2 separate regions of the Homo sapiens genome follow, and region 2 is linked to region 1. A link is a contact called in ENCODE Hi-C or POLR2A ChIA-PET data. All regions are on one chromosome and are shown on one strand. Each heading gives the region's core, a stretch centred on a gene start or an enhancer-like site at or near the end of the contact. The rest is flanking DNA. Distances are from core to core; before and after follow the strand shown. Region 1 overlaps BCAT1 (branched chain amino acid transaminase 1). Region 2 overlaps BCAT1 (branched chain amino acid transaminase 1).

Region 1 (4,452 bases), core at 1,121-3,620:
TTGCTGTTTTTTTTTATTAGTTGGCAGAGACCATAGGGGTTCAGTGAAGTGTTGGCAACGTGTATGATATTGAATTAAATGGCCAACGGTGGGAGAAAAACAGGCATTTATTTCTATTAGAATTTTGATAATCATACCAAATTTAGAAGCGTATTTTTAGACTTGTTTACATTCTTAGGTTGTTCATTTCACAGTAGTAATTATAGAGACTAGAAATATAAATGATGTTTCCAAATACTTATGAAGTCTCAGTGTTAGTAGTTTCAATTAAATTTTTTAAAATGCAGTTTATATTTGAAAGTAGCTACAGTAGCCTCTCTTGCTCTAATGTTATTTGGCTACAAAAAGAGGAAAATGGTAATTTAGATGTGGCTGAATTCAGAGCTAAGTACTAATTTTAGTGTTAGTTGCAGAGACTAACAAGATGAGTCTTATACTGCAGTCAGAGGTAGAATAAACAGAAGATATGGTGAGTAAGCCTTGTCCTGGGCTTGGCCATTGGTAGTCCTTGGCATATGAAAAACCAGATACAGATCATTCTCATCCTTCCATTCCTGCTGTTTGTACTTGGCACTGTTTGAAAATAAAATTTATACAGGAATATTTATGATTTATAAATTTGAGTTACTGTATGTGACATATAACAAAAGCTACACTTGGAAGATTGTAGCCAGTGTTGACCTCTGCACTTAGAAGATAATAGGCCGATTCAACCCTTCTTCCCATCTGCCCACTCTTACCCCCACCCCAAACTCCACCAAAAAACCACACAGCTCAAAACAAAAACAGTTACATCATTCAGAGGTGGTACCATCATTATTTTTATGGATGGGAGATGTCAGAATTTAAGTACACTCTGAATCAGAGCTACATGATTTAACCAGAAACACCAGAAACTGTCCTGGTGGAAAATTGTTCTTTATCCAAACAATAATCATGAAACATTTCCACCATGGCTTTTAAAGGTCAGAATAGAAATGAGTGAGTTTGTCTTCTGCCTCTTGCAAAATATACAAGACCTTAAGACTGTTAGTTACTATTCAGATTATGGTTGCCTGGGATAACTTTAGTTTTAATATACTCCTTCACTTTGGGGATGTTCATCTAACAGAACAAATAAAATTCAGAATAAGGAGAAAGGAAATAGAATATATATTTGAAGTAAATAGAATGTTAGGAAAAACCTTTGGGCTAAAAAAAAAGACATGCAATTCTGAAGTAACTTTGATTTATATCATATGATTTTAAGAAAATACAATGAACAAACGAGTTGAAAATCAGCACAATACTGATTTTCACAAACGTTACCGATAGGAGGTATAAACAGAGTTCTTTCGGTAATAGCCTGCCGTCTTTTCATGAGCGCCCACACACACTGCTCCTGTTGGTTGAGATGGCTGGTGCAGGAAGGTGGATGGGGTGGTGGATAGTGTGTGTTCAAAGCACAGTGCTGTGCACAGTCACTATGTGTGGCACTCAGCTTGTAACTCATGGGAGTTTTGATTTCAGTAACAGCACCCATGGTGGCAAGATCACACATCATCACTCTGTTGATGAGTAATTTAACCCATACGCTTGCTATTCACCATTTGAACAAAGCATTGTATCATATCCTGGACCCTGGAGATACCCTGAAAAATAAGACCCAGGCCTTGTGGTTGAGTTCACAGTCACTTTGGGAAAACAACCACAGCAGTGAATCTCGGTATTGCTCAGGCCACATCATGAGTCTTCTCGGACACGTCAGGCGTGTATACGGACTCGACTTGGAGCACTCTTCCTCAGATGTCTGTACCGCTTGCTCTTTGACATCCTCCAAATCTTTGCTTACAAATCCCATTCTCAGTCTGGCTTTCCTTGAGCTCTTAATCAAAATCATAAACTCCATTTCCCATTTCTCCTCAGCATTCCAGCATTCTCCATTGCTTTTCCTTCTTTGTTTCCCCCTGTGTAGTCTAACATACTATCAACACAATAAATGTTTACCTGTGTCTATTAGAAAGTAAGCAGGGAGATATGTCAGTTTTGTTCACTGCTGTATTCATAGAGCTTAAAACGGTAAACAGCACTCAATATGTATTTGTAGAATAAATGGCTAATTGTGCTGATGGTGTTTAGGGCACTTATGCAGACCTACATTCCTGGTTTCCATTAGTGTTTGACTTTGGGAAGTCACAGATGAATCCTGCTGTTATTGCTTCTAAATTCCTCATCTCCTAAAAATGACTTCTTTGTCAAAAACAAGCTGCATTTGTAGGTTCTGTTTTCCTCATGTTGGGCAATCTGGAGTGATTTCTGGCTCTTGTAAGTATGTTTGTGGTTGCAGAGGAAAATGAATATTTCTCACCCAAATGTTGTCATGTCATCATCTCTGTCTGGCAACCAGAGAAGCAGATGTTCTGTTCCTTGACCTCAGGCTAGTGGTTACAGTTCTGGGTGTTAAACATGTTTCACAAAACAGCACTTGCACATGCGGGGCTGCTGTTTTCATTTAACTTCATGTAGTCTCAGGGCTCAGCAAGCTTTAGGAAAGGTCCGGTTTGGGGGCACTGGAAGTGTGTGTGTGTGTGTACATATATATACACACACAAATAGATCCATACATTTATGTATCTAGTTGGCTAGCTATTGCAAAACACATGTTTATTTTGAGATCATCAACACTTCTAAACATGACAAAGAGTAGCCCTAAGAACATTGCCAAGAACAAATTTTCTCCTTTCCAGAAAGCAATTTTCAGCAGATGATTTTCAGAAACAAAATTCAAAAAAGCCATACTGCTGTATCCTAGCAAAGATAACTTATTCGTTTATTTTTTACTCAAAAACATTTATTATATACACTCTGGGCTAGGCACAATGCCCAGTTTTGAGGATAGAAGGATGAAGATAGAGTTTGGTATTCCAGATAGAGCTTGATTGTTGGGCATGTCTGATGTAACCCCAGTGGAGTGGGCGAGCCTAGAACCACCATGTATTGAGGGAGAGGGTGGTGGCCTCAGTGTCAGGACTCACTAGATTCAGACTCCTGGGTGTCAGAAGTGGGGAGGAAAGGGAGATGCTGAGTGCCAGAGGGTACTGTAAGGAGAGCTTGTGCAGCTGATGGATCATGCATGATGCCTGTGAACAATTGTCCTACTAGACCTCACAGTAGTTAGGGATGTCTGCAGTCATCTCACAGTAGAGCAGTAGCTCAGCTTTGGAGTTTTGTTTCTTGAATGTCTTCTTTTTTAACCGTACACGTGCTTGAGCTCACTCTGATAAGCCCATTACATTTGAATCTCAGAGAGCAAAGGCAGCATCTCCATACTTGTTGCTGATGCTCCACCAGGTTTGAAAATCACTAAAGATAGACTCTTAGGCTGGGTGCGGTGGCTCACATCTGTAATCTCAGCACTTTGGGAGGCCGAAGTGGGCAGATCATCTGAGCTCAGGAGTTCGAGACCAGCCTGACCAACATGGTGAAACCCCGTCTCTACTAAAAATACAAAAATTAGCCAGGCGTGGTGGCGCGTACCTGTAATCCCAGCTACTCAGGAGGCTGAGGCAGGAGAATCACTTGACCCTGGGAGGCAGAGGGTGCAGTGAGCTGAGATGGTGCCACTGCACTCCAGCCTGGGTAACCTAAAAAAAAAAAAAAAAAAAAAAAATTAGACTTTCCAAGGGCAGCGTGGAAGCAGTGACCAGCCTGAGTAGGCACGCACACTTCTTGGGGATAGCCTCCTCCATAGCATTCTTAGAAGGTTTGGTAATGACCAGTTTTTCTGAGTAAGACCCTATCTACATTATTCTAATTAGTAACCACCTTTCATCTGCTAAGGTAAATTTTCACTTCAGAATATTCCTCTTAAGACCATGCAATAACTCTTACTGTTTGTTGGTGGAAAACCATCTCATTATTTTACTGGTTAAGGGTAAACTGAAGATGATTAGATAACTTTCCTTCCTTCCCTCCCCCCTTCCTCCCTTCCTTCTCTTTCTTCCTTCCTTTCTCCCTCCCTCCCTCCCTCTCTCTTTCTTTCCTTCTCTCTTTCTTTTCTTTTCTTTTTTCTTTCTTTCTTTCTTTTTTCTTTCTTCCTTCCTTCGTTCCTTCCTCCCTCCCTCCCTCTCTCTCTTTCTTTCTTTCTCTTTTCTTTCTTTCTTTCTTTCTTTCTTTCTTTCTTTCTTTCTTTCTTTCTCTCTTTCTTTTCTTTCTTTCTTTCTTTCTCTTTCTCTTTCCTTCCTTCCTTCCTTTCTTTCTCTCTCTCTCCTTCCTTCCTTCCTTCTTTCCTTCCTTCCTTCTTTCCTTCCTTCCTTCTTTCTTCTTTTTTTAAATAAGGGTCTACCTGAAGTGTGAACTGATTTGGGAAATTTGATCATGCAGAACAGTAAAATTTTCTTTATGTTTGTTGCTAGCAAAATTGTGATGGTTTTTTAAAAAAATGGCTATTGATAATAAGGCATGCCTAATGTA
Region 2 (4,701 bases), core at 1,468-3,967, 84 kb before region 1:
TAAGCAATTGGGCACTATAGCTTAGCCAAGCAGACACATGAAATTAACCATCACTCTGTAGAGATGAAAGAACTACTGTTTCAAAAAACAACTGTTTTTGAATCCGTCATTTATCAACGGATTCACCCAATGGTTAACCTTTCTATATGCTTTCTCTTTCTCCCAAGTACTGAATCATATGAAAATAAATTATGGTTGTGATATTTCCTATCTAAATACTTCATATGGGACATTCTCCTACATAGCACACCTAAGAAGATTAGTATTAATTCAGAGAGATCATGTCATATCTGGTTCATATATAATTTTCCCTAGCTGACCTCAAAATGTGTTTGTTTTGTTTACATATTACTCTTTATAGTTATGTTTCTTTTAATACGGATCAATATTTGTGTGTTTTTGCTGCTATTTTTTTTAATGACATTGTTTTGAATAATTCAGGCTCATTGGCTATTTCACATCCTGAATTTCTCTAATTTTATCTTTATGATTAGAGCCAGGCTCTAATTCTTGGCAAGAATAACACTGAAGTGAGGTTGTGTACTCCTAATTGCCCTGCATCAAAGACACATGATATGCATTGGTTCCTGCATTAGTCATGTTAAGTTTGATTAGCTGGTGAAGGTGGTCGCCACCATTTCTCACTCTTGTAAAGGGACATTTTCTCCTTTTAAATTAATATGTAATTTGTGGCACAAGACTTTGAGACTGTGTAAATATCCCATTCTCTGACAACCTTTCTTCTGATGACTTTAGCATTAACTGATCTAATTATATCATTCTTGGCATTGAGTAGCATTCTTGTGTAAAGAAGGGGTTCTCTTTCTCTCCCTCCTCTCATTATAATTTGTTACTGTTATTTTCTTACAAGTTACTAAGAATTACTCAAAGGCAGTATTTTTCAATAAATCATTGGTAATTTATGGTCTTCTCACTCTAGAAAAGGGAGGATGGGTCAGAAAGCTGAGGGGAAAAAAAGGGAGGAAACGAGAATGTATATTATCGACATAATCGGTTGAAAATGTCTAGTGCTGTAATTATGCCATCATGCAGATTAAAAAGCCACCTGTGAAAAATCAACTTGTATTGTTTTGTTTTGTTTGATTTTTAATAAATCCTTATAGTGTATGAATAAAAATTAAATTAATTGATCAGTATCTTCACTAATGGCAGAGAAGGGGATGGACTGAGCAGATTCTGCTTTTCACTCTGATATTTGTTAATTGCCCTGTGTGGTCTGAAGACCTGGGTTCTAGTACCAGCTCTCCCTCTGCAGACAGGTGTGTTACTTTGGTCAAGGCAATCAATCTTCTTGATACTCAGTTTGGTTCTCTCTGATTTGAGCATAAGAAATATACTTGAAGGCCGGGCATGGTGGCTTATGCCTGTAATTCCAGCACTATGGGAAGCCGAGGTGGGAGGATCGCTTGGGCTCAGGAGTTTGAGACCAGGCTGGGCAACATGGCAAAACCTCAACTCTACAAAAAACAAACAAAAAATTAGCCAGGCATGGTGGTGCACGCCTGTAGTCCCAGCTACTCAGGAGGTTGAGGCAGGAGAATCCTGGGAGGCAGAGGTTGCAGTGATCTGAGATTGTGCCACTGCACTCCAGCCTGGGAGCCTGGGTGACAGAGAGAGACCCTGTCTAAAATATATATATACACACACTTGAATGCTTCATGTCCCTTGCTCAGTGACAGCCCCGTCCTCTGCTTCTGCACAGTTGACCAAGGCTTCTCAGTCTACTCCTGTGTAGAAAAGAATTAAAGCAGGCCTGAGGCTGCTAGTCTTAGAAAGGCTTGCAAAGTTGGCCCTTGTCTGGTGTCTGGGAACTTGAATTTCTGGAGGGTTCTCACCATTCCCTGAAAAGAATGGCTCACGATGCCTAAAATATTTGTACAAACAATGAAGTTTCTGCTGAACATCTGCTTCCTTCTGGGAGTCTGGAATTTTAGGATGTGCTAGGTAGGGGTGTTTACATGACAGCCCCACATAAAAACCTTGGGCACTGAGTGTCTAATGAGATTCCCTAGTAAGTAATATTTTACACATATTATCACAACTCATTGCTGGAGGAGTTAAGTGCATCCTGTGTGACTCCACTGGGAGAGGACTCTGGGAAGCACATGTCTGATTTCCTTTGTCCCATGTGCCTTTTCCTTTTGCTGATTTTTGCCTTGTAAATTTTTTTTTTTTTTTTTGAGAGACAGAGTCTTACTCTGTTGCCCAGACTGGAGTTCAGTGGCCCCATGTCGGCTCACTGCAGCCTCTGCCTCCTGGATTCAAGCAATTCTCCTGCCTCAGCCTCCCGAGTAGCTGGGACTACAGGCGCGCGCTGCCACACCGGCTAATTTTTGTATTTTTAGTAGAGACGGGGTTTCACCATGTTGGCCAGGATGGTCTTGATCTCCTGACCTCGTGATCCGCCTGCCTCGGCCTCCCAAAGTGCTGGAATTATAGGCCTGGGCCACTGTGCCTGGCCATAATTTTTATCCTGTAATAAATTATAGTCGAAAGTATTGAGTCCTGTGAATCAACTTAGAGAATCACCAAACTGCTTCCAATTTTCTCATATGTAAAATGGGTTGCTATAATAATGATGATATCTACCTTATAGGGTTGTTTTAAGTATGAAAAATATGGTGAAATATGTGTGAAACTAGGGGCCGGATGTAGGATGAGTCATACAGTGGGTGGTTATTATTACGGATCATATTAACTCTTCAGGTAAAAACCATCTTGTAGCTGGGCAAGGTGGCACATGCCTGTAGTCCCAGCTACTTGGGGGACTGAGGCAGGTGGATCGCTTGAGCCTAGGAGTTCAAGGCTGTAGTACGCTATGATCACGTCTATCAATAGCCACTGGACTCCAGCCTGGACAATGTAATGAGAGTCTGTCTCAAAAAAAAGGAACAATCTTGTGTTTGCGTGTGTGCTCATGTCTTTGTTGGAATAATACTGACACAGTCACTCAAATTAACTCTCAAATCTTTGATTATTCATTTGATGGGAACAACAGGTTTATGTGCCAGCTTATCAGGACCCCTAGTTCTTTCATTAAAGTGTGTATGTGTGTGTGTATGTGTGTATGTGTGCACATGTGTGCTAGTTTTCTTATCTAACGACGAAGTCCTTTGGGAGGTTTACTTTTTCATTACTATTTTTTTCATGCTTTCCTTTGATGTGCACCTGGCAATTTATAGAGCCAATGTGTACTACATATTCTGCTGCAGAAAATGACAGAGGTGAGGAAGGAGCAGGAAGCAGATTTAGAAAGGAATGTTACAGTTTATCAAGTTGTGACTAATGGAAGCTATTAAAACAAAAGGTACCAACCCATCTTAAATATTCACTGCCTCTACAACTATTTTTCTATAACTGTTGTTCCTTGTCAGCTCTGGGGTGGAGGGAATATTCCTGAATGTTTTATTAAGTAATTCAAAGATCTTCCTAGGTATGTGTATCAAAGATCCTATGATGTATCTGTCTTGTAAATTGAGACTGGCATATATTGGGCTTACATTACTGGGAAAAATGTATGTCATCATCATTGGTGAAAAAGAGTTTCCATAGCAGTTTTTTCTAAGTAGAGAGATAAATGAATCAGACTTTTGGAGGAGGTATGTTTTAACTCACTGGAGGATCACACCAAGTCTGAACATCTAAGGAACCCTAGTGGAAAACTGGTTTTCCTGTATGCTGCTCTAGCGATCTGAGGAAAGGCCTAAAAAAAGCCAGTGTCCCTGTGATATTGTGAAATACATATATGTGGTCTTTGTTCCTGTTTCCTGGCATACAAGTACTAAAAATCCTTGGAATCTCCAAAGTGCTGTCTTTTTGTATATTAGTGTTGACTGATAGCTTCAGAGTGGGGCTGGTCAAGTTGATCACCAATGGCCAGTGGTTTAATCAGTCATGCCTATGTAATGAAGCCTCCATGAAAATCCAAAGGGAATGGACTGGGGAGCTTCTAAGAAGTGTTTTTTACCTTCCCGTGAGCCTCCTGTGCTGAACACGTGGAGGGTCACGGGAAGGTAAGCAAAAATTCATTCACATGCTGGGAGGGTGGCACATCCCAACTCCACGAGGACAAAAGCTCCTGTGCTCAGAACCCTTCCAGACTTGGACCTTGTATCTCTTCATTGGCTTTTATTTGTATTTTAAAAAATATCCTGAGTGATAAACTGGTAGATGTAAGTGTCTTCCTCAGTTCTGTGAACCACGCTAGCAAATTAATCAAACCGGAAGAGGGGGTCATGGCAACCCCAACTTGAAACCTGTTGGTCAGCAGTTCCAGAGACCTGAACTTATGACTGGTTGGAAGGACGGGGTGCTCTTGTGGGACTGAGCCCTCAACTTGTGGATCTGATGCTATCTCTGGGTAGACAGTGTTGGAGCTGAATTGGAGGACACCTAGCTTGTGTCCACTGCAGAACTGATTGCTTGCTTCCTGCTGGGGAGAAATCCCTATATATTTTGGGGTCCAGAAGTCTTCCGTGTTGATTGTTTTTGTGTGAGAGCAGAGGAAAAATGGTTTGAGAGTTTTTCGGGAAACAGCCCCTCTTAGTATAGTGGTAGAAACACTCCAAAAATAAAATATGCTACCCCAAAAATAAAAAATGAAAATAAAAATAAAAATCTGGAGTGGTCAGTTTGCCAAGAGGATTTATGGAGCATCTAAGGTCAAGCATTACTTCTCAG

What was found. A loop is a pair of places that touch in the nucleus more often than their neighbours do. ChIA-PET counts read pairs that join two places held with the same protein, here RNA polymerase II (POLR2A). Pooled maps may share reads with other maps.
Region 2: a loop to region 1 is called in a pooled map, with 11 times the contacts of the local background. The contact joins two enhancer-like sites. A Hi-C loop is called at or near these places in 2 of 37 single-sample maps with no recorded cell type and 12 of 50 pooled maps. POLR2A ChIA-PET finds 5 or more read pairs at or near these places in 6 of 52 experiments (AG04450, GM10248, WTC11 and 3 more).

What each region holds. Positions count from the first base shown.
Region 1 is chr12:24,836,634-24,841,085 of GRCh38, reverse strand. The region is part of intron 7 of BCAT1 (branched chain amino acid transaminase 1); the gene reads left to right. Among named protein-coding and RNA genes, the nearest start is that of BCAT1-AS1, 19 kb to the right of the region's middle. RefSeq lists a silencer at 1,285-1,474. Within about 2 kb of position 2,370, at least 7 of the 41 ENCODE cell types and tissues checked have a DNase peak (open chromatin) inside an H3K27ac peak, as active enhancers do.
Region 2 is chr12:24,920,372-24,925,072 of GRCh38, reverse strand. The region is part of intron 1 of BCAT1 (branched chain amino acid transaminase 1); the gene reads left to right. Among named protein-coding and RNA genes, the nearest start is that of BCAT1, 26 kb to the left of the region's middle. Within about 2 kb of position 2,717, at least 3 of the 41 ENCODE cell types and tissues checked have a DNase peak (open chromatin) inside an H3K27ac peak, as active enhancers do.